Linked DNA regions of Mus musculus: regions 1, 2 and 3 are each linked to region 4. A link is a loop called in an ENCODE intact Hi-C map of the cell type or tissue named here. Cell type or tissue: left cerebral cortex. All regions are shown on one strand. Each heading gives the region's core, and the rest is flanking DNA. Links, peaks and the distances in the headings are about the cores only. Region 1 overlaps Dapp1 (dual adaptor for phosphotyrosine and 3-phosphoinositides 1). Region 2 overlaps 1110002E22Rik (RIKEN cDNA 1110002E22 gene). Region 3 holds the start of Gm52617 (a long non-coding RNA gene). Region 4 holds the start of Trmt10a (tRNA methyltransferase 10A).

The links. Hi-C counts contacts between places; a loop is a spot of excess contacts. Peaks named below come from ENCODE experiments on the same cell type or tissue, not always from the same donor. Only the 100,000 strongest peaks of a DNase experiment are listed, where the experiment ranks them.
Region 1: a loop joins it to region 4, with 5 times the contacts of the local background. A loop is called at or near these places in 12 of 42 quality-filtered maps.
Region 2: it touches region 4 in a loop (2.8-fold over the local background); 14 of 42 quality-filtered maps call a loop at or near these places.
Region 3: it touches region 4 in a loop (2.5-fold over the local background); 6 of 42 quality-filtered maps call a loop at or near these places.

What each region holds. Positions count from the first base shown.
Region 1 is chr3:137,934,454-137,942,119 of GRCm38, reverse strand. Dapp1 (dual adaptor for phosphotyrosine and 3-phosphoinositides 1) reads left to right here. Exons shown (of 9, transcript NM_011932.3): 5 at 1,212-1,259; 6 at 2,921-2,983; 7 at 4,298-4,383; 8 at 6,451-6,538. Among named protein-coding and RNA genes, the nearest start is that of Gm19708, 5.5 kb to the left of the region's middle. In left cerebral cortex, for the core only: a CTCF peak has its summit at 3,375; a DNase peak (open chromatin) is centred at 3,362; H3K4me3 peaks cover 217 bases.
Region 2 is chr3:138,071,151-138,078,816 of GRCm38, reverse strand. 1110002E22Rik (RIKEN cDNA 1110002E22 gene) reads right to left here. Exons shown (of 3, transcript NM_001370862.1): 3 at 1-1,653. It overlaps Gm52617 (a long non-coding RNA gene), which reads left to right. Exons shown (of 4, transcript XR_003954569.1): 2 at 828-889; 3 at 2,756-2,858; 4 at 3,781-4,086. Among named protein-coding and RNA genes, the nearest start is that of Gm5105, 7.6 kb to the right of the region's middle. In left cerebral cortex, for the core only: a CTCF peak has its summit at 1,873; DNase peaks (open chromatin) are centred at 894, 1,279, 1,892 and 3,430.
Region 3 is chr3:138,080,598-138,088,263 of GRCm38, reverse strand. 1110002E22Rik (RIKEN cDNA 1110002E22 gene) reads right to left here. Exons shown (of 3, transcript NM_001370862.1): 3 at 6,763-7,666. It overlaps Gm52617 (a long non-coding RNA gene), which reads left to right and starts at 1,758. Exons shown (of 4, transcript XR_003954569.1): 1 at 1,758-2,668. In left cerebral cortex, for the core only: no CTCF peak of the experiment used is centred there; DNase peaks (open chromatin) are centred at 4,229 and 4,834; H3K27ac peaks cover 1,245 bases.
Region 4 is chr3:138,141,540-138,149,205 of GRCm38, reverse strand. It overlaps Trmt10a (tRNA methyltransferase 10A), which reads right to left and starts at 5,758. Exons shown (of 8, transcript NM_175389.5): 1 at 5,610-5,758; 2 at 1,636-1,831; 3 at 693-852. The coding sequence starts at 1,826. It also overlaps a transcript of Mttp not described here. In left cerebral cortex, for the core only: CTCF peaks have their summits at 4,097 (motif pointing right), 5,227 and 5,832 (motif pointing right); DNase peaks (open chromatin) are centred at 4,119, 4,765, 5,432 and 5,752; H3K4me3 peaks cover 2,113 bases; H3K27ac peaks cover 2,120 bases.

The DNA of each region.
Region 1 (7,666 bases), core at 1,513-5,512, 210 kb after region 4:
ATCCAATTAAAAACAATGGTTCGTCTGTATTTCAGATCCCATTTTGAGTAGATGAAGCATTTACACTTCTGAGTCTCTTTCCTATGGGACACGAGTCTTGTGAGACGAGTTTGCAGTAGAGAGAACCCTGTAGAAGAAAAACTATGGAATAAAACAAATATGGCCATTTCTGCCTCTTAGTTCCCTTTTTAAACTTTAAAAGCCAGAGCCCTAAAATAAAGAAATCCTTTTACTTTTCTGAATAGACTGTCCCAAATGTAGCAATCCCTCAGTATCAGTCAGTATTTCCAAGAGCCTGCATGGATGCCAATGACCTTAGATGTCCAAGACCCTTATCTAAAATAGTGCAGTGTGCACATAAACTATCCACACCCCCCATGCACTTACATTAGATTACTTATCACACCCAAGGCAATACAAATGCCTGGAAATGGCCAGTAGAATGTTTTGTTTATGGTATGGTAAGAATAAGAATCTATACATATTCATTACAGACTCTGGGTTTTTTTTTCTTTTTTTCTTTAAAAAAAAATGTTTATTTATTTAATGTATGTGAGTATACTGTTGCTGTCTTCAAACACACCAGAAGAGGACATCCAATCCCATTACAGATGGTTGTGAGCCACCATGTGGTTGGTGGGAATTGAACTCAGGACCTCTGGAAAAGCAGTCAGCGCTCTTTAACCACTGAGCCATCTCTCCAGCCCCAGACTCAATGTTTTTATCCAATATCTAAGTTCATGGGTAGTGAGTACAAGGGTATGGAGGCTGAAGGCCAATCCGAGTGTCAGCTGCCCGTTCCATATGAGTGCTTACTTCTACTCTAGGATTCCGACAACAGTCCGAGCTACTGGCTTTCACTGCACACTAACAAACATCACCTGTTGTTAATTGTTTTCAAGTTGCCAGCTTGAGGTAATCAAGAGCCTTTCCATCAGTGCCTGTGGATATGGACTATGTCGGATGATCCAGTCTGCAAAGTGTCTCCCGTGGCACCGGGGAGAGTTGCAAGACCTGGAGAGGGTCAGTTAAAGATCAGTGGCAGACATGTTCTTCATAGAGCAGGACAGGGCAAGCCTGCAGCTTAATGTAAAGTGCTTGCCTGGAGTAACGTCCCCCCACACCCCAGTACTGGGAGATAAGAAGGGATAGAAGCACAAGGCCAAACATGTGACAATTCTGGGCTTCATTCCAGACCTTTTCTTTTACAGCTGGGCACCAAAGAAGGCTATCTCACCAAGCAGGGAGGCCTGGTAAAGGTAAGGGAGTGGGGTTCGTAATGTTGTCAGATTTTTTTTTAAAGGAAAATTATAAACTTATTTTGAGCCACTTATATTACCTGAGAAATGACTTGGCTGTTCTCTGACGAAGCCCGATGTGAGTGATCTGCAGTTCATACTAAAAAGGAAGCACTGTGCAGTGTGTTCCGTGGAGGGGCCAATTTTCTTCCTTCTTCTTCTTCTTCTTCTTCTTCTTCTTCTTCTTCTTCTTCTTCTTCTTCTTCTTCTTCTTCTTCTTCTTCTTCTTCTTCTTCTTCTCCTTCTTCTTCTCCTTCTTCTTCTCCTTCTTCTTCTCCTTCTTCTTCTCCTTCTTCTTCTCCTTCTTCTTCTCCTTCTTCTTCTCCTTCTTCTTCTCCTTCTTCTCCTTCTTCTTCTCCTTCTTCTTCTTCGATTTATTTACTCATCTTATGTATATGAGTACACTGTAGCTATCTTTAGACAGACCAGAAGAGGGCATTGGACCGCATTACAGATGGTTGTGAGCCACCACGTGGTTGCTGGGACTTGAACTCAGGACCTACTGGAAGAGCAGCCAGTGCTCTTAACCACTGAGCCACCTCTCCAGCCCTCTGTTTACTGAAAGGTAGGCCAAACACATAACTGGTGCTTAAGAAAAATGACATTATAAAATACCAAAGTAAACACAGTCTACAAATCCAGGGCCCCTGCCTGCTCCCTGCCTGCAATTGTGCCTTTAAAGCTCTCTTTAATTTTCACATGTCATAGCCATGGTCATGCAGTGTTTTAGCTCCTGTCAGAGTCAGAGTCCTGCCCTCTCTCCTGTAAACCAGGCTGCTTGAGTCTAATCTAGTCGTGCAGCTATCTCTGTCCTTACTAGACTGGATGCTCACTGAAGATGGGAGACATTCATTTTTTGTAGCCTGTTTATTGATTCATTTCCTATCCAGAGAGGGTCTCCTTCACAGCCCAGGCTGACCTCAAGCATACAGTCTTACTTCTCAACATCCAGTGTGAGGATTAAAGGCATAAACAACTATGCCCGTTGAATGTTTATTCTGCAATCTTCTATTGTCTCTTTTAACTGGATGCTCTGCCAGCTGAGACAGATCAGGGCATTATTAAGACATAGGAAGGAAACAGCAGCAACAGTTTCTGCTGTTGAGTCCAGAGAAGAGTCAGAGTGTCATGTGATTAAAGGATTCTAAACTTCAACTGTATCCGCTTTAAAGTAATAATAATAAATAATAATAGATGACATTACTTTATATGCAATGGGTAAATATGCATTATATATAAATGAAGTTTCAAGAGTATACACCAAATATACATAAATTTCTGGGGTGGTGACATAGCTCACAGAAGGGTCTCAAAGTTGATAGCAATTTTTATTATAGCATTAATAAAACAGAAACTTAAATGGCTTGTTATAAATCACCTTGAATATTTAAAACACCTGGTTCTATTCATTTAAATAAACTCGTGGTATTTCTATTGTGATCTTGGAACATAGATTCATCTTATTTTTTTATAAGTATTTTGAAACTTTCCTCAAAAAAAAAAAAATACCCCCAAATATTTTAGGCTTATTTCATCTAATCCTTTATATACTTTTAAAATGAAAATAAACCATCAAGTTTAGATATTACATTCTTGTATTCAAACAAATTTTCTCCCCTTAGACCTGGAAAACAAGATGGTTTACTTTGCAAAGGAACGAACTGAAATATTTCAAAGACCAGATGGTGAGAAAGACATGCGTACCCTCCCCTCCCCCACTCTCCCCTCTTCTCTCACCCTCACCCCATCCCCACTCCCGCCGCTGCTTAGGTGTTGGTTCCGTGAGGTTCTAGACATCCTCTGAAACAAGAGTCTAGAGACCCAATTATGAGGGGGCGGGGCACACTGGCCACAGAGTTTGTTCGGAGATCAGAGACAACCTATGGAGTTGCATCTCTCCTTTCAATAAGCAGTTCATGGGAATCAAACTCGGATTATCAGGCTTGATTTGACCACAAACATCTTTACCCACTGAGCCATGTTGCCAGCCCAGGATCGGGGCTCTTGATCCTGATCTATTCTGACTCTGCTAAAATGAGGGCTCCCTCCAGAGGCTGCTGATTGGTCAGTGCAGCTGTCGCTCTCCGCAGTATTTGGCTCCCTCTGCTTGGGACAAAGGAATTCTTCCTTTGCCTTCTTGCCTAGGAGGCAATTTCCCCTTGCCTTAAATGCATATCCAGGGCTGGAGAGATGGCTCACTGGTTAAGAGCACTGACTGCTCTTCCAGAGTTCAATTCCCAGAAACCACATGGTGGCTCCCAACCATCTATAATGGGATCTCATGCCCTCTTCTGGTGTGTCTGAAGACAGCTACAGTGTACTCATATAAAAATAAATTTAAAACATCTTTAAAAAAAAATCTCCGTTCTCATTAAAATAAATAAATAAATAAATAAATAAACAAAAGTATGTCCAGTGCCCAGGTTCGTTTTATCATGCCAACTTAAAATGATTTACTTTTTCTTTATACAAGAGTTCAGCAATAGTAGAAGTTTCTAAAAGATGGGAGAAAATATGACTCCTTCCTTAAAAATCTACATCGATCTGATGTAAATTGACAAAAGGGGCATCCATCTTTTTTTTTTTTTACAAAAAATAAAATTATTTTATTTTTAAATAATGTGCATGAACATGTGCCTGTGTGGTAGTATGTACCCATGAGTATTGGTACCAGGTCAGAGGCATTGAACCGGTTGGTGCTAAAGTTACAGGCAGTTTTAAATTGCCTGGTATGGGTGCCGGGAATCGAACACTGATCCTCTGGGAGAGCAGATCACCCTCTTAACCACTGAGCCATCTGTATGGCCCAGCAATGTCTTCCCAGTGCTTAATCCATGAAAAGCTAGATCCCAAACCCCAGCGTGTGTCTCCCCTGTGTCAGGCTTTGCCATCATCTGTTATCTTAATGAAACTGACCGTTGCTCGCAGCAGAAACCTTGCTAAGGGATGGACACGCGCATTTGTTTATTTATGTGACATCATTTCGTTTTGTTTTTCAGTCACCAGAACCAATTCGGATCCTAGACCTAACAGAGTGCTCAGCTGTTCAATTTGATTACTCACAGGAACGAGTAAACTGTTTCTGGTACGATATATTCATAAAGGAAATGTTTCTAAAAGTCTTTTAAGCCAAGGAATCAAAAGCTATCTATCTTCACGTGTACACATCTGGATGGAGGGACAGGGACCTAACCTCACACGACGGTGTGGCATGCTAGGAGTGCCTCCAGTTACACAGGCCACAATACCTCCTCTAAAGTGGCTTCAACAAAGAGGCAGGCTGTCTAGGTTCAGGCTGTGCACTGCGCAACAAGGACACACTCACTCACTCACTCACTCACTCACTCACTCATTCATTCATTCATTCACATCATAAGCAACTTTACTGCTTTGAGATTTTCCTCTCAATTTTAATTATCATTTCACTGACTCTGGTGATAGATGGATCTGTCTTGTTTCGGCCCCATGTGACCCTAGCAGCAGAGGAAATGTTTTGCTGTGCTACGATCAGTATATCGGGATATCCCTATATATATTTCTGGGATGGTGTCCTGACAAAAACAGGTGTGTCTTCATTTCCACCACCTTTTGTTTGAAAGTTTGTCAACCGTATGCAGACTGAAAGATGTAAGCTATTCTCCCTCTAACTCAGCTCACTCAGACCTTGCCAGATTTTAGGACTGCTTTCAGCCATCACTTCTTTTCCTAAGCCCCAAAGCCGGCTAGAAGAAAGCTGCAAGGATACAGTATCTTGATTGTGGAAGTCCTAAGAATAAAGATATTAGCTATAGAACTGTAGTTTCATTGTTACACAGAGAAAGTGAGCAACTTTCGGCAGCAATGAACAACAGACAGCTTGTTAATGCCTGTCTATGATCTAACCCAGGTTTGATTTTCTTTAAGTAACAACTTGAGAAGCAGGTGGACTGAGACAAGGTGCCAGCAAGGGCGTGGTGTCTACCCTTCTCTTGACTCTTCCCAGCTGGCCCCTTCAGATCCAAGTGGCTGCTTTTGCCCCGAGTGTTTTCACAGTCCAGTCCTTTGTAGCAGGAAAGTCAGTGTTGCCCTGGAAACGTTGCCCTGTGAGGCTTCTGCTTGACCCACTAGCCGCAACGTAAACAACCATCCCCTAATCATAACTGGCTTAAACTAATTACATTTAGTGTCAGGGCTTCTGTTTCCAAGAAGAAAAGGAAGATTTGTATAAATTTATAGAGCAACTCACGCCTGCAAGCTGGGAGTATCAGTGACAACTAGGAACCAGTTTACACTCAGCACCCTGCACAACGTGTAGGATATCAAGATCCCTCTCTCCCCACCCCCATCTCCTCAGCCATAGGCAAGAGAGCTACAAGATGTGCTGCTCTGGCATTAAGGTGATAGAAACACTTCTAAATTTCAGCTCCAGGAAGGAGGATTAGAGTTTGAGGTCACCCTCTGCTATGTAGCAAGTTCAAAGCCAGCCTAGGATACATGGGTGTTGCAGGGGTGGGGGAAGGGTTGGGGGTGGGGACAGACAGGAGAAAAAAAAATAGTGTTTGTGTTTTGATTGTAAGGACCTTATAACTCAAATGATTTTGACTAGTCACAGACAGCAAAATGAAAAATTATCATCTACCTTCCCAAGCTTTTGTGATTAAAAAAAAAATCTTTTTTAATGGCAGAGACTAACCCGTGGTAAGGAATGGGTCTAACCCCTTTTTCTATTCTGTTTTGAAACCGACTACATCTTCAGGAGGAAGTGGTACCCTCCTTAAACCAGCCAGTAAAAATGAGCTCTTCAGCATGCCCTCTTCTCTGCCTGGCTTGTCCTTTGACACACACAGAGGCTCTGGACCCACTGCAGAGCTCAGCTGAGTAAACTTAAGTTCCACAGAAGACAAGCACCACAAAAGACTGAGGGTGTGACCCTGACATACGCTTCTTCTTTGAAGTCTCCTGGGAGAATATAAATCTCATCTACAATGACACAAACTTAAAACCTCCTAGGCATTTCTGCAGTTGCTGACAGAATGGCTCTGCATACACCAATTCTTCAAAGCTACCATGCTAATTAGGGGAGCCCTCAGCAGTCCTTCTCCCTGGGAGGCACTCACACTGTTCCATCAGGATATATACCAACCACCTCACATTGTTTCTTTTGTTTCATCAGCCTAGTGTTTCCATTCAGGACATTTTATCTCTGTGCAAAGACGGGAGTTGAAGCCGATGAATGGATCAAAATACTGAGATGGAAGTTGGTGAGTTATAAAAGTCCCCAGATGTCCAGTCTTCTTGGTAACTAACAAGTGGACTCCAAGCACACACCAGTTGTCAGAGCGGGCTTGAGAACCAAAGGGAAGGCTCTTGGCTGTTTTGTGGAGTAATCCACATTCTTAATGGATATCAAAGGGAGGGAGGGGTCATAAGAAGGAAGGGATTTATTCTTACGCCTCAGCCTATCTATCCTCAGCCACGGCTTTCGGTGGTCTTCTGGTAAGGTGTACTGGTTATTATCATTTCCTTTGGAAGAGAATACTTGGATTGGAAGGTCTCAGAATAGGACGCTGACATATGCTTCAACTTGGAGAGCCTTTTAAATTGTCTCCGAGGGAGATTAGGGAGTAACTCAGTTTCTGGTGTAACCACTTTGTATGGATATTACTAAATTTCCAAATTACCAAAGGTGTATTTTCTTTCTGCTCTTACTTTTTCCCCAGGCACATTATAGAGAGTGGATAGCTGAGTGAAAGCTTTCTAGTGTTTCCTGTAAGTTTACTATATTAGTCTGGTGGTTGTTCCTCTCATGAAGTAATGAGGCAGCTGCTTATGAGGTAAAGGAGGCTCCCAGTTCTTGAGGTCCAAGGGCATAGCACTCCCATGAGCCTCTGAAGTAGACCTTTTGGTGGGATATAAAGACAGGGACTTGTTGAGGATGGAAACCATCACACTTCCAAACATGAAGCCAGAGATATACTGGGGGAGTGGTCAAGTTCAAACGTCTAGAACTCTCTTCAGAACAGTTCACACTTCCAAGGGCAGTGCACGGTGACCTCAGGACTTCCTAGTAAGTCTCATCTTTTAAAGGCCCCATCACATCAATGCCACACCACCCTAGGGACCAAGCCTTTACACGTAGGTCACCAAAACATACTGTCTTGAAAACCGTGGTGTTTTCAAAGGCAAGACATCTTTTTCCTAATGTCTCTCTGTGTGTGTGTGTGTGTGTGTGTGTGTGTGTTCATAGAATCTATAGGCATGTCTGAGAATGGGTATCCTTAAGACCAAGCTTGTAGCTCAGAGGTAGGAACACTTCTCTCTGGGGGAAAAAAAAAAAAGAGGCTGGTTCTTTTGTTTGTCTTGTTTTGTCCTTTTTGTTTGAAATCCAA
Region 2 (7,666 bases), core at 113-4,112, 68 kb after region 4:
AAGTGACCCTTATATGCAGTCAGTTTGACTGAAAAAAAAAATGTTCAAATTCTGGGGTAGCAATGGCTTCTTAAATATGGCCCAAAGGCATCTTCTGACCCAGAGACCATGTTTCATATCATATACCTCAGAGACAAGGGTTTATTTCACAGCTCATTGTCCGGTAACCAAGTGGACTGTGGTCAAAGACCACTCACTACTCCTGCTTCAAATCTTGCTCTTTGTCTAAAAGAACTTAATTTTTAGAACTTGTTTCTCCCCCTTAAGAAAGGCCCTGGAAGTGGTATTGAATTTGGTTTTGAGCCTGGATTTAAAAAAAAAACAAACCCAACAGTGACAAAGTATTAAAATGTTAAAAGCTTTAGAAAATTCAGTATTCTGAGAGGCATAAAATCCCTGACTTCAAGAAGCAATTTTAAGTGGAAAGCAAATACTGGTGATTGTCAAAATAAAAAGGGTCATCTAAAGAATTTTCCAGAATACTTTATCTTTAAACAAACAAGAGACTGAACAGAGATTCCTTACAGAAATCTTGAGCGTTAATACTTGCCTTTTAAACGGGGTATTTGGTTAGAAAGTAATTAAGAAATTCTTCAGTGTATCACTTAATTGAGAGACCAATTAGGAAAGTCTGAATGTATCCATTCAGTCAGAATTGGGTTACAACTGGTCAGTAATGCATCTGGTTTTTTGGAATCTTTGCAACTGTTAAAACTTGAAGCAAGAATCGGGCACTGTAATTACAAGATGTGGGGTGGTTGGGGCTGGAGCGAATTACAAACACTGAAACAAAGTTCACAGCCAATTCTGTCTTCTTCTCCAAACAGGCTTCTCTTCGAGCTGCAAACATGGAGATGCAGGGCACAGCTATGAAAGGACTCATTTACGGGTATGTGTGTTGCACACTTACAACAAAGGTTGGATTCTTAAAGGAGAATGGGCAGTTTATGCTTTCTGAAACTAAGAACTTAATTTTCAGTGTAATCACGGGTTCCCCCATACCTCAAAACATTCTGCTTTGTGACAAAAACAGTGTCAGGGCACTGTGCAAATGGGAAAAATTAAAGCACAAATGTCAAAACCGCCATCTGTCATGATTGCACGGGAAGTCATGCCAAACCTGGTCAGGAACCCAGACAACACAACAGCCAGAATGACAGAGTTGGCTATTTATTACTGGAAGCAGACGGTTGTGTTTAAAACCTAAGTAGGAGATGCCATCCTGTCAGCTAGACTTGACATAGCTCAAGAAACTCCAGGGTGACTTCTGATTTTAGTTCTTGATTGGCTGATTTGGTTTGCAATCGAACCAATCAGATGCCACTGCCTGTTTTGAACAAACCATTCAAATACTCTGTGTACTGCGTGCCTGGTCACAAGGGCGGAGGGGAGGCGGTGGCAAGAAAGCTTATGTCCTGTATTAAAGTATAAAAAGAAACACTTCATGGGGGAGAAACGCAACCATTTAGTCATCTTAATAAAACTGAAATAACAAAAGCTACCTTAAGAGAGTTGTTCAGGAAAACATACAAACTTACACACATGGTTCCTAAGAAATAAAAGTGCATAACACAACTGGAAGTTTTCTCAGATGAATTCGGTGTTACAATGAAACTTTCAAATTAACGAACAGTTCTTATTTCTGTCTTGCTCCTGCAAAAGAAAAAACAATGCAAAAAAAAACACGGTCAAAGAAAAGATGACTCATTCCGGAAGAATATTCCCCTTTAAAAGTACAACAAAAATTACATTCCCTGTTGACTATCTGATTATTTGGCTCATTTCTCTAAGTTTGGAACTTAAAAGTTTTAAATGTGCTTAGCAACCATGTGCTGCCGTTATCAGACACTGCTGACTTCCAGAAAGTGCCACCAAGTGGAGCCTGTCTTGAAAACCCGACTCAGATTCAATCAGCTGTTCAAAAATGATTGTAGAGTTAAATATTTAGTTTGTCTGAAATGATTCACCAGGACAAAATGGCATATTGTATGCCTCCCTAAAACTTAGCACACAGAACTGGTATTTAAATTAAATGGCATCATTTGAAATTTACTGTCAGTAATCTAATTAGATTAACGGACCCTTGCCCTGGGGATTCTGGGAACACAAATGACTGCTAAGCAAGTTATGTGGACTTTCTCACAGTGTGCTTTTTTTTTATATAAATTACATTTCCTGCCTATAACATACAACTCAATTAGACCCATATTAAGACAGCACTGCCATTATTCAAAAGTGTATGAAAATTATCCATTTCCTCTCTTTTGAAATTTCTTAATATAATCTGCTAGAACTTTGCTTAAAGAATCTTTTTTTAGTGCCTGGAAGTTGATTTTCAGATACAGTAGTATGAAGACAAAAATAAAATAAACTTCAAGTGCTATTTGTTGAGAAGAAAGATGTCTCTATCATGTGAAATATAACCTTGAGATAGAAGACTCAAATAACATCTCTCTAACTATAAGCAACCAAAGGAGCAAGGCAAGGGATACTTTAGTCCTGTGACCTAGAAAAGAAAGCCTGTTTCAGCTTGTTTATTAAGAATGAAAGATAGAATAATGATATCTTTGCATCTCATGCAAATACACTTCAAATATGTCTTCTTGTTTCATATTTATATTGAGAAAATATATTCGGGCTCAAGGAACTGTATGGAGCATGTAGTGTTATATGGCACACATGGCATCTACTGTTTAGCATTCCCCTGGAACTCACTGATACACAGTTTGTTAAGCTTGATTTTCTATCTCAACAGACACAGAACAAACAGCAAGAGGAAACTGAACACAATCACAGGTGAAGAAGGGGTGACCATGCGACTAAGAAGAATAATTTGAATTACATAAAAGAATGTAACGGTAATTCTGGCTTGCGGTCCTAAGGCAAGGTTTATAAGGACTCTTTGAGCAGAGTGAAAGGGGGCCAATAGGAGGAGGAGGGGAGGAGGAAAAGGGAGGACCAGGGGAGGAGGAGCAGGAAGAGGAGCAGGAGGAGAAGTGTAAGAAACTCCTCTCCAAGATGACAACCAACTAAGAAATGAAGATAAATCTGTTAAACAATATAGTCTAGATATTGCTCTGTGGATATCCATAAGGTATTTATTGTGTTTCTATTAATTTTAGAGAAATTTTGTTTGAAAGTATTGGTTTAATTCTGATGAAGGATAAAATAGTAATAACTACCCAATAAACCCCACCAGAGGCTTCTCAAGTAACTCCTGAGAGTGAAGACGAAGGGTTAGCCATACTGTGTTACCAAGGGGTCTCCCTGGCTGCCTTCCCAGGCCGGAGTTTAGACCTGGAACACTGACCACATTTATCAGGGATTCGGGGCAGACATCTTGCTCCTCCCAGGCCTGTGCCCAGACAGAGAGGAAAATCACCACTCGCAGTTGGTAAGCTGTGCCCGGAGTTGTAGAGCAGGCTGGAAGGCTGTGGGGGATACTAGAATACACTGGCACCCAGCCAATGGCTTGCCCGGAGGCTGGCCAGCTCTGAGGGGACTTGCCCGGAGGCCGGCCAGCTCTGAGGGGACTTTTGAGCTATTGTTACTGTCTCCTGACTGGGAACTTCAGCTATTTTGTGCACAGGCCCCTGATGCCACCCTGGATGTCTGAAACAATAGGGGTGATTTCCTGGTTTGTCCAGGCCCTGTTGAAATTTTGGGTATTTATGGGTTCTAGTTTCCAAGAAACGTTGACACTTTCTATATTCCACGTTTGTTGAGATAATTGACAGTTGCATCTTTACAACGTTTCTTAAAATTATTTTCATTTTACAGGTAAAAGTGTATACAACATTGGCCTACACCAGTAAGTAACAATACCACTCCCAGCTGTCCCTGTGTCATATGTGCTGCTACTCCGGTCAGAGGCACACAACTCTCACCTATCAGCATGCCTGGGGACACGGGGTCCCCGCATATGTTCGTCCCATGTCCTTCCTCCCTTGAGCCCTCTCATCACTGAAGGCATAGCCTTGAGTCTAGAGTCTCTGATATGGCTCAGGTTTCTCTTTATAGCAGAGAATGTTCTGGCTGAACATTTAATCATGTTAATCAAAATAAACATTTTAATCATGAGAAAAACTCAGAGAAGCTTAGTGTATTGGATATGTTCAGACTTCAACTTATTCCCTTCTCCCTGCTTTTCTTAGTCGTTTTCTCAAACTCAGCAATCCACACACACACACACACACACACACACACACATACACACACAACAAACACACACACATCACATATACACACACACCACATACACACATACACACACACACCACATACACACCCTACATAACACCCCATACACACATACACACACACACCACATACACACACATACACACACACCACACATACCACACACACAGCACATATACACCACACACACACATACACACACACCACATATACCACATACACAGCACACATACACTACACACACACACACCACATACCACACACCCCCCCTACACACACATATACACACACATACCACACATACACCACCACCCCCATGCACAATATACCACACACACAGAGGCACACACACACCATATACACACCACACACACACCCTCGCACACACCATACCACACATAAACCACACACACACATCATACACACAACACAACACATACACAGACATACACACATACCCCCTATACATACACACCCCCACCACACACACACCCACACACACCACACATACCGCACACACACACACAAAACACATTCTTTCTCTGTCTCTCTTTCTCTTATGATAATGAAATAGCTGGACGATTCAATTTTCTCTAGGGTAGAATATTTATTTCCCACCTGATTAGAAAAATTAGCATAAGAGCAGCCAGCCTAGTATGTTCTGCTATCCTCCATGAGGACACAAATGTCACATAATTCTTTAGTAGGCTGAGTGGCCAAGAGGCAAAATAAAATGCTGAAAAAGTTCAGAGAAAGTACGCCTGGCACAAAAGGGCTGATAAGGAAAGGGGATAATTCATAGGAAGAAGGGAAAGTAAGGGAAATGGGTGACCAAGGACCTTCTGTAATGATGCAAGCACACAGTTCAAGCAGCCTGGACTTCATTTACTGTTGATTGTAGCAACTTATATCTTCATTTGCCTAACAGGGATTAAGGAAAGTATCTACTTGTTTCAATAATCCAGTGGCATGAGGCTAAGCTATGGTAAGGAAGAAAATATGAAGGTAGACAGAGCACACCTGTAATCACAGTCCTTGGGCAGCAGAGGCAGAAGCATCGGAGATTCAAGCATTGAGGCTAGCCTTGGGTAAGGTCAAGGCCAGTCTTGGCTAATATGTGTGTGCATGAAAGAACTGCAGAGAAGGGTATGAGAGTGAGCTAGAGGGAATCTCAAACCACTGAAAGGGGAGAAGAGGCAATTAGAATCAAAGCACATTAAGAATATTATAGATCAAAGCTGCAGCTATAGTAATATTATACTAACTGGGAGAGGGAACCACAGCCATGTTGGGGGGTGGGGGAGAAATGATCTATTGATTGTAGGATGTAATTATGGGATGAACAGAAAATGAAGCAGGGAGTCATAGCAGCCCAGCCTCTGTCCACCAGGACAGGAGAGGCAGCCACAGTCCTGACCTATCAGGGATGCTCAGTGTTTTGAAGGATGCTGTGCTGAAAGAGTTGCCAAGGCTACCCAGTCCTGCAATTCATTCTGAAATGAAAACAAAACAAAACAAAACCCTCCAAAAAAAATCTAAGGACCTGGAGATAAGTCTAGATGTGTGTGATGGGCCATTGAAGTCACTTGAGCTGGAGCGGATAGGAAATGAGAAGTGACATTGGGACAGCTAGTGCTGCTAAGTAATTAACAGAGAACTCAGAATAACTCCTCAGATAGTAAGAGGAACACTGGGGCAGACAACACTGAAGTGTCCCCAGAGAGAGGGAAAAAGACAAAGGACAGAGACCAAAAAGACACTGAGATCAATGTCCAGGTAGAAAACCGAGCCGTACACAGAGGGACGGTGACCAAGCAAGGGTCGCCTCACCTCTTCTTTAAACAACCCTCGCTTTCCTCCTGCAATTTTGATACAAAAGGATCTGGGTTCGATGGTCTCAGAAGTCCTCTAGGGCCACTCAGAACACACCATGAAAGCAGGGTGTTGAAAACGGCTCTCCCTGAATCCAGCTTTCTCTTTCCTCTTTAGTTGTCATATGAGGACTCCATAAGACTGCTATGCACCCTGCTAGGCTTCCTCCACATCCACAGCTTCACAAACCCCTAGGGATTAGCTGATCCCAACAGCCCTAGGTAAACATCCATCTAACCAAGGGATCCAAAAGCTAACTGTCCGTGCTGGGTCTCCTCTGCAGGCACACTAGAGTTTCCCTGCCTTTCTTCTCTCCCTCTTCACTAGTGGTCACCACACAGTGCAGTGCCCACTGAAGACTCTTGGAGCGGAACCATCCGAACAATCTTTCTCTGTGTTGCAACCAGAATGACGTCTGTGCTTTTACTCGAATCCTAAGCAAAAGTCCCAATAAACGTGATCCTGTGCAGCGTTTTCTTATCTTGGAAGACACTTTGCAGCATGCAAGACCCTTCCTAGCCACTGACATGCCAATAAATATTGGATTAGATAGTAATGCCTTCATGCTGCTAATATAGGTCTGGTTACCTTATTTGATAATGCATACACTTTCTTATCTGATAATGCAGGAATCAGCATCTCTCTCTCTCTCTCTCTCTCTCTCTCTCTCTCTCTCTCTCACACACACACACACACACACACACACACACACACACACACACACACGAGAGGCAGGAATATGTTCCCACTAGAGATAACAGGAATGTTAGAGAGTCTGTCACCCCCAAGATTACAGTATTCTCTTAGCTCAGTTCCCATTTTCTTTTCCATGCAGTGTGGTTTTACCAAGGAGTGAAGAGCCTGTAGGCACATAATCTCAACCCTTCTTACTCTGCCAGGCGGAGAGGCAAGTCTGCACACAGCTCTGACACCCATGTGCTCCTGCCGGAAGGCATCTTCACTCCGTCTTCTGTGTTTGACCTGAGGTGTCCTGGTTCCAACCACTCACTCACATTCATGCCTCCTATCAAGTTCCACGGGCTGTATTTCCAGCAGAAATCCCTGCCTGCGCGCGCAGGTCAGACTCGGTGTCAGAAATAGATTTTCTCTGATTTCCTTTGCAAGTATGGAAGTTGTTCTTTTTCAAAGGGAGAGTAGGTACTTATGGGGATTAGCCTTGGAGCATGATGGGTTCAGCCAGGGTAATACGGCATAAAATGCAACTTGACCCAAGGAGTAACTTGGGCTCCAGAATCTCACCCCCTTCTGAAGGTCAAACTCTGTGTGTGTGTGTGTGTGTGTGTGTGTGTTATATCTAACCACACATAAGAACATACAACATACACAAAAAACCTTAAGGAAAGTATTCTGATCATGTGAAAAGTCAAGAACAAGAACTTTTACAAACTGTGGTCTCTGACTCTTTTGCCTGCTTGTAGGACCCTTCTCCTATTGGGCTGCCTTCTGTCCAGGCTCAGTGTGATTGTCTGTGCCTGGTCTTATGTTGCTTGCTGCTATGCTCGTGTTTGGTTGATGTTCCTGGGAGGCCTGCTCTTTTCTGAGGGGAGGAGGGAGTGGATCTAGGGGAGAGAGA
Region 3 (7,666 bases), core at 3,258-7,257, 62 kb after region 4:
AATAACATACAATAATTTTTTGGCACAATCTCTACCGGATAAGAATTTACACACATTGCCTCTTTATAGAAGTCAATATTTTAGTATAATCACAGTGAATCATCATCATAATCATGTTTAGAACATCTGCATCATTTCAAAAAGAAATCTTTCCCCTTTTAGCTATTGCCTCCAATCTTTTCATTCTCTTAACCGTAGGAAATCAATGACCTGTTTGCTCCAAATATCTCGTGCTAATGGAATGAGATATATTTCTTGTTTGAGACTGGCTTCTTTCACTCAGCAATGTGTTCTCCATGTTGTCTGGACAGTAGCATAATCAGGGCTTCATTCTGTTGTATGGCTGAGTAATGTTCCATCACATGGACGTATCTTTTGTCTACCTGTTCATTAATGGGAGGACACAGGACATGATCCTCTACTTCAAGGACCCTTAAAAATAAACAGATAAATTCTGCAATGTGATAAACACGCCCATCAAAGTAAGAGGATACATCATTAACATGATGAAATCAGTAGCTTCTCTATATACCAATAACAAGCTTTCTTAGAAAGAACTTGGGAACAAAATTCTGTTCACAATGCATTAAAAAAAATCCCAGAAATAACCCTAACAAAGAAGGTAACAAGCCTCTGTAATAAAAACAGAAAGACACTGTTAAAAGAAACTGAAAACTATACAAGAAGTTAAAAAGACCTCCCATGCTCATGGATTGGCAGAAATTAGTACTGTGAAATGGCTACATCAAGAAAAGCGATCTACCATGTGCCTCCACTGAATTCCAAGGTCATCCTTCATAGAGGCAGAAAGAAAAAGAACTCAGGAGTTCACAAGGAAGCACAAAAGACCCTGAATAGGAAACACAATCCTAAGCAAAAAGACCCCTGGGGTCTTGGTAGAGGCTGACCTCAAATTATACCACAGAGCCTTTGTAACAGAACCAGCAAGGCACAGACACAAAACAGGTGTGTGGACTCATGGGATAGAATAGAGGATCCAGAAATAAACCCACATAGCAATAGCCACAGAGCCTTTGACAAAGGTATCAGGCACATAGATTAGGAAAAAAAAAAGACAACTGTTCAGTACATTGGTGCTGACACAACAATGAAACTGGAACACGCACACGCAAACACACACACACACACACACACACACACACTTTCAAAATGGGTCAAAGACTTTAGTGTAAAACTTGAGAGTATGAGCATTCTCTTCCCAGCACAGTTGCTTGGTGCTCAGTGGGTCAATTCCACCCTGCTCTGAGAAATCTGTCTCTATGTTTTTATACATTTTCCCCTCACTCTGCTTGAAAATCAGCTCTGTAAGTGCAGTCACAGAGCTCTAGTCTCTGTGAGATGAAGTATTGAGAGACAGAGGGGTGCTTCAAGGCAGAGGTAGTCTCACACTCTTTGATCAGGAAGTTGGGCATTAGTGCAGTATTGACACCTGAGGTGGCGTGATCAATATGGATGGTAGACGGTTTCCAGAAGTTAAGATTTCCCCACGCTAACCAGTCTCCCTTACCTGATCAGGCTAGAGCCATGCATACAGAGTGCAGTATCCCCCATGCAGCAGATGCTGCTCACGGACCACTATGCAGCTCCCTATAGCTTCCATGGTATCGCCATTCCATGGAGATCTGTGATCTGGGTCACTAGGATGTATTTTGAAAGGACAGGTCACAGTTACAGCCACCATAACTGAGCTGTTTATTTTGCTCTCACTGCATGGTGCCCTCATAAGAACAAAAAGAACTAAGAATCAAAAAGTAAAGGTTAGCTCTGCGGATGTAGCTAACCTTTAGAGATTTAGAGATTTAGATTTACGCAATTCAGAGAGCGCCTAGCATACACAGAGGCCTAGATTTGATCCCCAGCACTTTATAAACTGGATGTGATAGCCTGGTATGTAATCCCAACACATAGGAGACTGAGGCAGGAGGATCAGGAGTTCAAGGTTATCCTGTTACACAGCCAGTTTAAGGTCAATCTGGGTTATATAAGACTCTACCTTAAGCAAACAAACAAATACACACTATACACACACAATATACACATATAGTTAACTTTCTGTTTAAAATTAAGGAAAATTAGCATTTCTTAGGCCCACCTTCAAAGAACATCCACACAGATCCTTATCATTTACTGTCTTAAGCTTATGAAGCAATCATGTTGAACAGTGGTGCTGGACAGGAAGTAACTTACACGGACACTGTTGGACCAGCATGGTATTGGATGGCAGACAGAGAGAGCTACAGCAGCCACAGCTTTCTTGCTCCCCTCTTGAAAGGTGACCACCCGCAGTGGCCTGTGCCCAGTGGTCCAGAGCATGCTGTGGAATCACTCACAGGCTCTGTAACAGGCTGCTCCATGCCATCAGCAAGGAGAGAGGGAGTCAGGATTGGTGCTGCACACTGGTGACGGTCCCCAGGTGATGCCCAGGCTGTTGGTGTGGAGGTCAAGTGAGACCTGGTTGAGGGAGCTGTGACCCGGGGAAAATGGAAGACCCTTACACCATAAGGGTCTTTCCTGATGTTTGTACTCCAGGGTGATGGAAGAAAGCGAATGAGAAAGTAAGAGCTCGTGTATTCTGTGGGAGAATGTACCTTCCTGAAAAACATCAGGGGACCTCTTGTCCTCCCAGTCTCAGGGTGATTTGAATGAGGTGAGTGCTACACTACACATTTCTAACTGTGGTATTTATGGAGTGGCTTGTCAAATGGGGTGCCAGTTTTCTTTAAAAAGTGGTAACTTGTTTGTATTGAAAACAGCCAAGAGCTACCTTAAAATCCCCTGTGATTAAAAATAATAATAATGCCTATGCTTTTTATTCAGTAATTCTAATTATAGGATTTTGTGCCATGGAAATTATCAAAGATGCTTGCAAAGAGTCATGCCTAGAGGTACTCATTGTAGCATTAACTGCATGGCCTCAAACTGCAGAAACGACTTTAAAGACACTTTAGTGTGAGATCCGTTAAACATACCCTGATATGGTAGTGTGAAGAAATAAGACATAGCCATTAAAAGTTCCTGGGGGTGGGGGATGGGGATGCTGAGGAAGTGTTCCAGGGAGAGAGAGAGAGAGAAAGAAAGAGAGAGAGAGAGAGAGAGAGAGAGAGAGAGAACTACTGCTGGGCAAGCAGGACCTGAGCTTAAATCCCTAATGCACACATAACACTGGGCTATGGCCACTCCTGCCTATAATCTCAGCATTAGGGGATGGCGGCCAGCAGATTCTGGAACTCACTGCCTAGCTTCAGGGTCAGTGGGAGACTCTGTCTCCAAAAATAAGGTGGAGAGTCTTGTAGGATTAGCGGTCTCCTCTGATCTGCACGTGCACGTGCATGGGAGTATGCACTCTCACACTCACATGCATGCACCGCCTATGTGATTATAACACCAGGAAACTTATGAAACAAAGATGCAGGCTTTCACTAGTATGAAGCAGAAAAATGTAGACTGCAAATTTGCATGTGACGTACCAAATGCACCAAAGAACACTTAAAACTTTCCAAATTCCTTTAGTTGAACTTACATTACGTTTTTAAATAAAAGAAGCCCCACTCCTCCATGGATTGAGCATTTCTGAGCAATCTGTGCAATAGTGGATTTGAACTTTCCAAAGGTAGAAGTGCGGAAGTAGAGAGGCCTGTCATGGTAGTTACTATACTTTTTAAATTTTTATCTAATGTGTGAGCATGTGTGTGTGTGTCTGTCTGTCTATTTGTCTGTACTTCAGTACTATAGCATGCATGTATGTCATACTCTAATGTCCGCAACTATGTTAACTTTACAGCAACAACGTAGACTTAGGATATCAAAGTAATTAACAGGAAAGATAGAAATGAGTTTCAAACCCAGGCACTTTCTGTCTTAAATAAACCTAGTCTTGCTCTTTATCTAGTAGTATTGAAAACCTATAAGCCTCACAGAAACACTGTCTGTCAGGCCATTGTGTTGACCAGACAATAGCTTCAAGGAGCAGGAAAAAAGAATCCGCAATTTTTTTCCACACCACTTCTGAAGGTAATCTCTCCCTTGGAGCACTGATTACATTCCTTGTCTGCAGACTGTTCCTCACTGCCTTTGGTAGCAGCTGCTTCACCTCCAGCCTCTTCAAGGCCCTTATTTTCCTGGTCCCATCCAGACCTAGAGTTCTTCACCCCTGCCAGTCCCCTGCTGTATAGCTGGCATGGCTCTCTTTGGCCGTCTTTGGTGAGTTTCTCTTCTCTCTGCGCCTTTGGTAAGACACAGACTACACAGTTTTATAAGCCTAGCAGGCATTCCCATCATAGGTCAAGACTTCCCGAAAACTGAACATCTCTCATGGACCAGGATGCCTGGCATAGCTAGCTGTCACAGGTGCTCATTTTTTTCCCCCAAAGGAAACTGATTCTCTTCACAGTTGAAGGACAACTGTGATGTCTGCCCTACCTGACTCCAATGTATTGCCCAACACAAACATAGAAGTCTGCCCACTTAGCCCATTTTAAATTGCCCTCATTCTAGATGTGTTTTTTTTTCTAGAATGTCTGGCTAAACTCATCTAAGAGCTGACTTTAAAACTCCTTCCTAAAACACCTCTTTTATAACATTTATTATCACAAACGGTAGCGGTAAGACATGTCACCTAATTCTGTGGCAAACCTCTCAGTTAGAGGTGGTGGCTATGTTCCTGCGGACTGCATCTTTATTTTATTGTTCCCTAGTGCATGGAGATGATAAAAAAAAATGATGCTGTATCATTTCTGAGAGAGGCCTTAAGCAGTTAGAGACATCTGTTCCCTACCTCCTGGCATTCCCATTGATGGAACTCAGCCCATACATTTTGAAGATATCTGAGCAGCAAAGCTCTCAAGAGGAACTGCAGTCATTTTTGCCAGTGGCTCAGCAGAGCTCTCATCTGACAGCAGCAACTTGTCAGGTCTGTGAATGAGCATTGTGAGAGAGTACTCCAGGGTCTCTGTCTGCTGCCCTGAGAGGCAGAGACAAACCTTCCCTGCCAAGCCCTGCTTAACCTGCAACAGTGTCAGTTGACTACACAATTGCTATTTTAATCTACTAGGTTTGGGGGGAGGGGAGTAGGTCACTGCTCTGAAATGCATAAGTAGAACAGTGGACATACTTGGTTTTAAAGCTACAGTTTTCACAATATTGCAGCAGGTCTTTGATAACTGGAGCTCCATTAGGCAGCTAAGTTCTCTACCAAAAAACAAAAACAAAAACAAAAACAAAAACAACAAAAACAAAACAAAAACAAAAACACAAAACAAAACAAGAGATTGGTTGGAAGACAGTGAGCAGGGGAGGAGAGAGAGGAGAGGATCAAGGGGTGGACAGAGCTCTGTTATTACTAAGTGCAGTGGCTGAGCACAAATGAACTCAAAATTGGCAAAAAAAAAAAAAAATTCCTCAGAAGTGGTGTGAAACCATTTATAAACACAGATTATAGTAGTTCGTGTTCAAGGTGTTTGCTTATACAGATGCCAGCCTGTGACAGGCCACCAGATGACCTGCATGACATTAAACTAAACCTGAAGGGAAATCTGGTCACATATATAGTGTGATTCTGGGAATTTTAGGACCAGGTGCTTAGGCTAAAATGGAGACTAGTGTGCTGGTTAGTTGTTTCTTGTCAACTGACTCAAGTTTCACTCATCTGGGAAGAGTAAGTCTCAATTGAGAAAATGTCTCCACAGAATGGCCTGTAAGGCAAGTCCTTGGGGGCAATTTCTTGATTAATGATTGATATGGAAACGCCCGGCCCACTGTGGGTGGTGTTGCCCTACGTAGGTCAGCCTGGGTTGTCTAACAAAGCTGAGCCAGTGAGGGACATTTCTCCTTGATCTCTGCTTCAGTTTCTCCTTGGGTTCCTGCTCTGACTTCTCTTGGTGATGGACTTTAATCTATAAGCTGCAGTAAAGCCTTTCCTCCCCACGGTGTTTTTGGTCAGCGTATTACCACAACAGTAGGAAAGTTCTGAGCAAGACGCAATCACTCGTTTCCACCCTACTTTTCTAGGACAACTAGGGAGGTAGCATAGTGCAGAGAAAAATGGGGTACATCTGAGGTGACAGGAAGAAACCTGAAAATCCCCAAGAAACAAGAGCCAGAAGCCAAAGGTGACTCTTGAAAATGTAACTGAAGTGCTTTTTCTTGCTTGCTCTGAACTGCTTCCTGTTCAAACACAAGGAGTGCTGGAAGTCTACCCTGAGGGTAGGTCCAGATGTCTTGAACATTCGTGTTCACAGTGATCTCAGTTGGCCAGTGCTGTGCTTAGGGACCACGACAGTACTAAGTGTCACTGTATAGTAATTTTCAGATATTAAGGAGAAGAATGGCCTCTGCTTTCTTGGGCTTCCATGTGGGTTCTCAGAGACAATTGTCAAGGAGGCACCGTGGCGTCAGTGAGGCAGCAGCACCTAACCTTGTTAGGAACTCCACAAATGTGACTTCAGGAGGCAGGTGTGCTTAGATAACGCTCAGGTTAGCTGGATGATATTTTCTGGGTACCGAGAAAAATCCATACCAGATTTCTAAACTCCAGAGCTAGAAGATCATAAATGTGCATTGTCTTCAGCTATGGAATCTATAGGTGTTTGTTATTACACCAATAGAAAACAAATGTACCTGGTTGTACAGTATTTACAGACTAAATTTGTTTAAATGCCGAATTCGAACTAGAAGCTAAGAGAAAACAAAACTGTCCAAAGCTTGCTTTTCGAGTTAAAATAAAGACTAACAGTGTATGTTTTCTTTTGTGGTTACTTTTACTGGAAAAACAACAACAACAAACATATTTTCAAAACTGTCAAAATAAAAAAACCAATACACAAGATCACACCTTACAAATGCTGGCACTTAAAGGTAGGCTTGTCACAAGGAATCCCTTCTCAGTAGTTTTCTCCATAGGCAAGAGCACTTGAAAGGCAAATCTTGGCGCTTTTGGCTGGATGCAAAGTTCCTGTAGCCAGCTCACCGCATTGTACCACCACATCAAACCTCAGCCAGGAACTTCTCCACCAAGATGGCTGCATTGATACAGTTTAAATTTTCACATTCTTTCCATATGCCATCTCTCGTAGTCTGGGGTTACAGTTCGTCATTATCCAACATCCTTCTGTATGCATTATACAATATACACTCTCCTAGTCATACGCAACTTCCACAGTCTTCACATTCTCTTCGGCCATCACTATACAAGAATATAATTTCATATATAAATATATAAACACACATCTTCAGAAAGGGTGGGGGTGGGAAGAGACTGTCTGCTAGAAAACAGATCCAGCCATAGTAGGTGACTCAGGGAACCCTGGAAAGAACTTGCTGCCACTAATACTAACTTGAAAAAAAGCAATTCAGAAACTTAAAAAGAAAAACCAAACTAGATGTGTGAATTTTATTCTGCACCATTTTGAGTTAAACAGAAGTAAGTCCAACAGAGCACAACATGAAGTACTGAGGGTGTGGCTAGCTCACGAGTATTGCAATGATCGTTCAGGTCTCCCCAGAGACGTGGGGCACGCACCGGAGTCCATGCTTCAGGGTCCTGCTTCTGGGTCTTTCTTCACACATGTCACAAATGGAGTGCGATTCAGATTAGATTCAAGTTCAAGGCACTTTTGAGAAAATGCTACATGCTTTCTTACTGATTCTA
Region 4 (7,666 bases), core at 2,274-6,273:
TGGTTTAACAGACAACAACAAAAAAACTTTCTTTAGAATCATGCTATTTCCACATTTACCCGAGTGGCACTGGTAAAATGCCAGATTTAAAACTCTGTGTGTGTGTGTGTGAGTGTGTGTGTGTACCTGGATATACGTATGTACACCATGTTCATGCAGTGCCAGTGGAGGCCAGAAGAGGGGGTCAGATGCCCTGAAACTGGAGTTATAGATGTTTGTGAGTCACTGTGTCACACTGGGGACCAATCCTGAGTCCTCTGCAAGACCAAAAAGTCTTAACTTGAGTTCCATCTCTCCAGCCATGCTACAGACTTTTTTTTAATTTGAGATAGGATCTGACTAAGTAGTGCAGGTTTGCTTTAAATGTACTATATCCTAGGTTGGCCTAAATCTCTGAGATCCCTCTGCCTCAGTCATCTAAGTGGTAGGATTACAGACATATGCCATCGTGCAACTCCGTAATCTTTATAACCAATATGTGATCACTGGGCTCTATTACCTAACTGTGGAGGAAATGTCTATCTACACATATATAAACATATACATGAATATGCTATACATATCAAAGCAGTTCATTTAGGAGTAATAGAGTTTGAAAAATTTACGATGTAGTCTAGTATATAAACACTGTAATATTACTCAAGAAAATAAAAGTGGCTTAACCTAGTTCACACACAGGGACCTCATGATACCTTTAACACCATCAAGTCATCAAAGCTACAGTCGATGACCAGGCGGAGGCTGCTGCGAGCAACATCTCTCCGAACGCGCTTCCTGTCGTTGCCATCTGAGTTGGACTCCAGCTGGCGTCGTTCTAATTTCTTTCTCTTCCGTTTTTCTTTTCGTTTCTCCCTAAAATATCAAATGACATTTTTTTTCATTATCTGTATATTTAGACATTCACAAAACTTCTAATTAAACAAAAAATTACATTTTAAAATAGTCATGGCTGTGACATCTCTCTTCTGTGAGGGAAAAGGGTCAGACCTTAGTAACGTGATTTACTCCATACAATATCTTCACACATGAAGAGAAGGACTTTGCAGAGCTAATAGAGCTTTCTTTAATGTATAACTGCAGTATTCGATAGTTTCATCACTAGTATCATATAGGACTAAGAGATTTATAAAGATGATTTATAAAGAATTTATTCACAACTCATCCACTAAACGATTTTCTAGTTCAATATCATAGGGAATACTAAAAAGAATATTTGACTAAATTTACTAAAGAACAGAAACAAAAGTCCAAGTTTTTCTAATCTCTTATAAATGTTGGCATTAGACAATGGCTATGAGAAATGCTTTCATGAAATCCTGTCTTAGGCACACCCATGTCAGGCCAAAGCTGGCTTTCCTGCGTGGCTGCTTTACTTAGATCTAGGACACCCATACCAGAGCCCATCCTAGCAGGTTTGCGCTCCTCAGGCAGTCTGAGGAGAAAAAAGGGGCGGAGTCTAAGTTCATTAGTATTGCAAAAAGCAAAGTAACAATTCGGAAGGCATATGGTTTTAATTATAGCTAAGAACATGCATATCCTTATTTTTCATGACTTCTGTTTCAGGACAGACAGCTTTTAACAGGACCTGAAGCCCCATTTCTCAGTAAAACAGCAGTGCATGCTCTGTGTACGCACTTGCGCTGTTCACGTTGCTCTTCCCACTGTTTTTGTTTCATCAGCTTCTTCAGTTGCCGTTTAGATATTGGCTCAGCCCCTGCATCCACTCTAGGCTCCTGTCTCTCCTCTTCACCGTCACTCGTACCCAGCTTTTCCTCCACATTAGTAGACTCGATGGATGCTGGCAGCATTTCAGATGACATATTCATTGTCTCTGAAAAATTTGAAAAGCAAAAATTTTTTTACACGAACTGGCAACTTACAAAGTAAAATTACCCAAATGGCCAAATGGCCAATAGAGATCACTACATGCTAAGCACTATCATTGATAAAAATGCACATTAGATAGTTAGATTTCATTTATTGGCAAAGATCTTTAACTCTCACTTGACATGAATTAAATACCATTCATTGACTGTCCTGGAAGGACTGAAGAAATAGAGTGTTTACATATACTATAGACGGTCTTCATGTTCTTTCCAGCGTGCAAATGTTTTGAGAGTTATAAAAGCACCAACACTAGTTAGCTTCCGCTGTCAAGGTGACATCGACCAAGACCAGAGTTATGTGAGAAAGGCTCAATTGGGGATTGGGGGGTGGGTAACAACACTGGCTCTGCCCAGATGGCCTGTGGCCATGTCTGTGAGGAGGAGCTGTCCTTATTAGTGTGGGCAGTGCCATCCCTAGGCTGGTGGTCCTGGTCACTAAGCATGAGCGATGGAGCAAGCGGAAAGGCAGACGCCATGGTCTCTGCTTTGCCCTGACTGCCCTCAGTGATGAACTGTGGTCTAGAAGCATCAGCCAGATACCATTCCTTTAACTTGCTTTTGGCCATGGTGTTTTATCACAGCCTCAGAGAACTGAACTACTGTAGATACTTTCTTACCTAGCAATGGTTTCTTAGAATAAATTCCTGTAAGCGAGTCAGAAATGTACAGTAAAGGCTGCATCATAATTTATTCATCCTAACATTTTTAACTGTAAAAAGTGAGAACTTATTTGAGTGTCAGCATAGAGAGTAAACCAATGGTTCTTCTATAATATAGGTTAGTTACTCATGCTAAGCAGCCAGGAAAAATGGTATTTCCAAAATTACTTACTGATGAGAGGTAACAGTTACATTTTAAATCTGAGAGACAATGCAAATACTAATATTCCTTTTATATTATTTATTAAAGCACATATTCACACATACCTTCCACTTCTGTTCATGGGTATCTGGATTTTCTAACTTGAATGATACAAGTTTTCTTTCTCTCTCTAATAAATGTCACTATATATCTGTAAATGCTTTAGCTATGGCTATAAACAAAATATAAAAATTGATTCTGTAATCAGTCCGCAAAATTCTTAGCATTGACCGAAATCAATCTTCATTTAAATCCAACCACACACATTTTTATCCATAACAGCTAGAACTCAACTTGCTGACTGGGGGAAGGCGAACTACACTGAAATATCTTTTCTCTTTAATATGTTCTTAATAACAAGGCTTACAAGTGTTTGCCTACTTGTCCCTGCCTCAGACAAAGCATAATCTGCTAAATAGCATGTGGCCTTAAGAAACATTCTGAGATTCTTCATTCTTACAGAGCTAGCTAGTTAATCTAAGCAAACAAACGATAATCTAAGCCAAAACAAAAACAAACAACAACACAATTACTCTTCGAGATGTAATAATGAGGACAACACTTTTGCAGAACTTAAACAATAGCTTTACTCTATGCTTCTCGATTTCTTTGAAAGTGCAGTGTCACGTTACTTGAAACTCAGTTGACTTATTCCAAACTGAGAGGATAACTGAGTAGATAAGGGATTTCATAGGAGTCTAAAAGAAAATGAAGAGAGTAATTTCAAAGTTACTAACTCCTCTGGTCTCTAGTACTAAATTCCTATGAAAAAAAGCATCTCAAACAAATCTAGCAGAGAGAATATACTGATTAAAGGGATGAAATTGTGTATTATTACTCAAACCCAGATCCAACACCAAAACTTCCCAGTAACCTAAAACCCTGAGGATGGGGGAATTCTGAAGGGAGAGTGCTACTGCACACTGTTGACAGATGGCTCTAAAGGCATTAAATAAAACTCAAAAATGTATATGCCCAAAGGCATGAATAGTGGAAAAAACAAGACTCAGTAATGCAAACTTAAAAGCAAAATTGAAATTAACAGGAAAACATTTTATGAAACATATTTTCAAGAGAGCACAGCTCTGAAACTTGAAACTCAGTTGACTTATTCCAAACCGAGAGGATAACTTGAGTAGATATGGGATTTCATAGAATTCTAAAAGAAAACGAAGAGAGTAATTTCAAAGTTACTAACTCCTCTGGTCTCTAGTACTAAATTCCTATGAAACAAAGCAATATTTATCCGTGGCAATACTTTTCAGTAGTTTCTCTATGTTCAAAATTTTGAAGTGTTGAGCTGCCTTAACTGTGAGAATTACAAAAGCCGTGTTTTACAGCTCTCTGACACCAGGGGGAGCCTTTGTCTTTCACATCTAAAATGTCTCCAGTTAAATTTAACTTGACCTATCACAGAATAGTAACATCTTTGAGCAGCCTATCGTGAGCTTGTCCTAACATTAATGTGTTTTATCAATTCTTGAAACACTGTACTGGGTGTTTCCTAAGCTTTGATTAAATAAGCCAGACTACTGAACAACACATGAAATATGTTTCATTTTATAAAATACATGAATGCAGATAAAATACTAGCTGGCTGTCTTGTTTTGTCTAGACTTCACCAAGATAGCTTCCGCTCCGACTGTCTACTAAGTAATAGAGTAAGAATTTGATGCATTATGTAAAACACGGCACTTTTGAACACACGGCTTTAGTTTGGGTCACGAGGTGAATCTCTATGGCAGCGAGTCTGAGGCTTCTCCCAGACCAGCAGTGATGCTTAAAGCACATTTTAATCCACTAATCCAAGTCTAACAAGTATTTAAGAACATTTTACAGAAAGATAAAACAACTCTGAGACTTTACTTTAGCATATCTTAAAAAGAAAAAACCTGGATGGTTAATTCTTGGATATAAGTTATCAGACAGGATTACAAAACTCAAAACTGAGTAATACTGACAAAGACTATCTGGTGTGGGGAAGAGCATACGTCACTTAATGCCAAAGACAAAAACCCGGCTGTTATCAAATCGACTAAAACGGCCCTCGTAGTCTTTAAGCTTTCTTTTCGGTAACTCTAAAATCAATACATGCCTACTTCAGGGTATTTTTATGTTATTTTATTTTTTTTTATTTTTAAACGCGTTGGTCTGTACCGCAGTAGCAATAGCCCTTTGTTCAGTTGTCAAAGTCCCTTTGGCTTGAGTTCTGGCTTGGGAGGGAATCTCAGGAGAGCTTTTTTTTTTTTTTTTTTTTAAATGAGTAATTTTACATCTCCGGACACGCAACCACATTTTAAACACAAAATATTTCAGTGGCAACCGGTAACGCGTCCATCTTAACCTCATCCTCAGCTGACCACGAGGCCGAGCCGCCTGGGCAGCAACTGCCCCTCGGCGCCCTTACATGCGACGGCCTGACCCAGGGAAGGAAAAAGAGGAAAAGAAGGGAAAACGGCTCGCCTGCCCTCTAGGCGCAACGCAGCGTTGCGACAAGCTACCCTGAGACTCCACATGGCTCCTTTCTGCCACACTTCCGGTAGGGACTCTCCTAAACAACAGAAACCCGGAGCGCACACCGCGGCGACAACCGGGCGCGCGCACGCCCCGAGCGGGGCCCTGCGCCCGCGAACGAACCGCAGCTGACCAATCACGACTCTGGAAGACGGCACGTGAGTGGCGAGGGGCGTGGAAAACGCACACCTGACGCCACTTCCTCCGCAAACCGGCAACTACTTCCCAGGCCCTCACCCTCTACTCCGGAAGCCTTGGTTGCAGCGGAGGCTAGGGTAGCTCACGCTCCTTTGGCATCCGAAAGGATACCAACGGGCAGGGGCACGACAGCCGCAGTGCCATATTTACCGTGCCGCGGGGCCGGTGGGGAACGCCGGGGTGCGGTTAGAAAGCCTTTCTGAAGTGTTCTCGGCTCCACGCGGTCGTCCTCCTTCAGAAACTTCAACTCCCAGAGGCAGAGGCGGTGGTTGCGCGCCCGGTTACGGCACTTACGGCTTACGTCATCGGACTGCGCTAACTCCAAACCGGAGAAAGAGGAGGAGCCTGTAGGGGGCGGGGTCTGGGCCTGGGTTTTGCGGGAATGGTTAGTGGCTACCGCGAGGCGTTTTTCCCGGTCAAGCGTTGCATTTCTACCCACAGGCCTGTGTAAGCTCGGGTCTCGAGGCGAAGATCGCCCCACTGAAAGAAATTGAAATGCGAAACAGACGAAATGCTCTTATTTTTTTCTGCGTTGAGAGGATGATCTAGTATTGCCCAACGTACTTCTAATTTATGTAAGAAAGTTACCAATGGTCTTTCATAAGTGAAAAAATTGTAAACTGAAATTTTTAATAGAAATTCATCGAACTTAGGAATTTTAAAGTTTTCTTTTTATGTCCTTAGTAAAACATAATACTTTACAGTCCATCCTTTGAGGTTTTGTTTATGCTGTTTTGCAAAACACTAGTGATATTTCATCGTTTGTAAATACTTGACCTTATATAATCTTTTTGCTAAATATAGACCAAGTCAACCGAGGGAAAAAGAAAAACCAAACAGTTGGGTAGGTTGGTCTTTTTGTAGTTGTTTTGTTTTAATTTGGCTTTTCTGATGGATGAATCTGTAGAATTTGCAGATAAAAAACTATTTTTCAAATAAAGACCCATCATTAGATTTTTCTTGTTGCTTGACCTTTTGAACTTGTTACAGGCTCTTAAATGAACTGAATCGTCTCTGAATTTAGTGTGTGGGGGAGATCTTTTTTAAACTCTGTTTTTATTTGGAAAAAGATGTGGATCACATGCTCTGTGTTGTGGATCTCTCAAATCTTAGAGATTTCTGTTAACTGAACATTGGCAGTAAAATGTGAATCCACTTATGAGCTGTTAGTAGGGCATCTTTTTTCGGCTGCCTCCGTATCAGGGCAGAGAGTAGCTGAGGGAGGGTTAGTAACTGGATATGGAGCCCTTCACATGTAGGTCATTAAATTCAGGCTGGCAGAGTGGTGTGCCAGATCTTTCAGCAGCTGTTCTGTTGCCCTTATGGGATCTGTCTTTAAAATAACGGTACAGTTTTAGAGGTAATGCCTAGCATCCTTGATATCTAAAAGAGTTTTTAAGTTAGGAGAAAAATCCTCATTTTTATGATGTGACCAAATTTGACTTGGTTATTTGATCTCATGGTTGCAGAATCAATCCAAAGTATGAAAAAAAAAAAAAAAAAAAGGTACGAGTAAAAACTGCAGTTTAGCCAAAGAAGCATATAAAAGTTTAAGATAAAGTCCTGTGATGTAAGGAAGTCATTGATTTATAAAACTCAGGCTTGTTTAACACAGTTGACAGTTCATTGTCTTTGGCTTAGGATTTTGTACAGCAATGACTAAATGATTGTCTCCATCAAAGAAGTAGAGGATCCAGAAGTGAATACATACTTAAGATGCCTGTAGATAGAAAGGAAGACATGAATGTTTCTTGAGCACATAGTGTCGGAGATTTTGTAATTTTGCTCCATCTTGGAAAGTAAACATTTTTTTAAATGAAGAATTTCAAAGCTGGGGGCAGTGAAAGCAAAGAGCCAAACGTGAAGGTTTTACACATTGATGAGCAGTGGTGGAGTAAGGAAGAAGGGCTCTACCCAGCTTTCTAATGTGAACAGTGGTAGAAATATAATTCTATTAATTGGGTAATTTAGAGAATACTAGAAGAAAACTGGATTTTAAGCAAACATAGCAAGCTTGGATTTGAATATCTGCGGAGTCTGGGGAGTCTGCCTAAGTATGGATGGGCTTAGGAGTCGCTGTGCTGCGAAATGAGTTAGACACAGGTTTGGGTTTAGGGGATAAAGCAGCAGTTATCAGGAAGAAGAGTGAAGTAACGTGTAAGATAAACACACGAGAGAGTAAATGTGTAACCTACGAACCGTATATT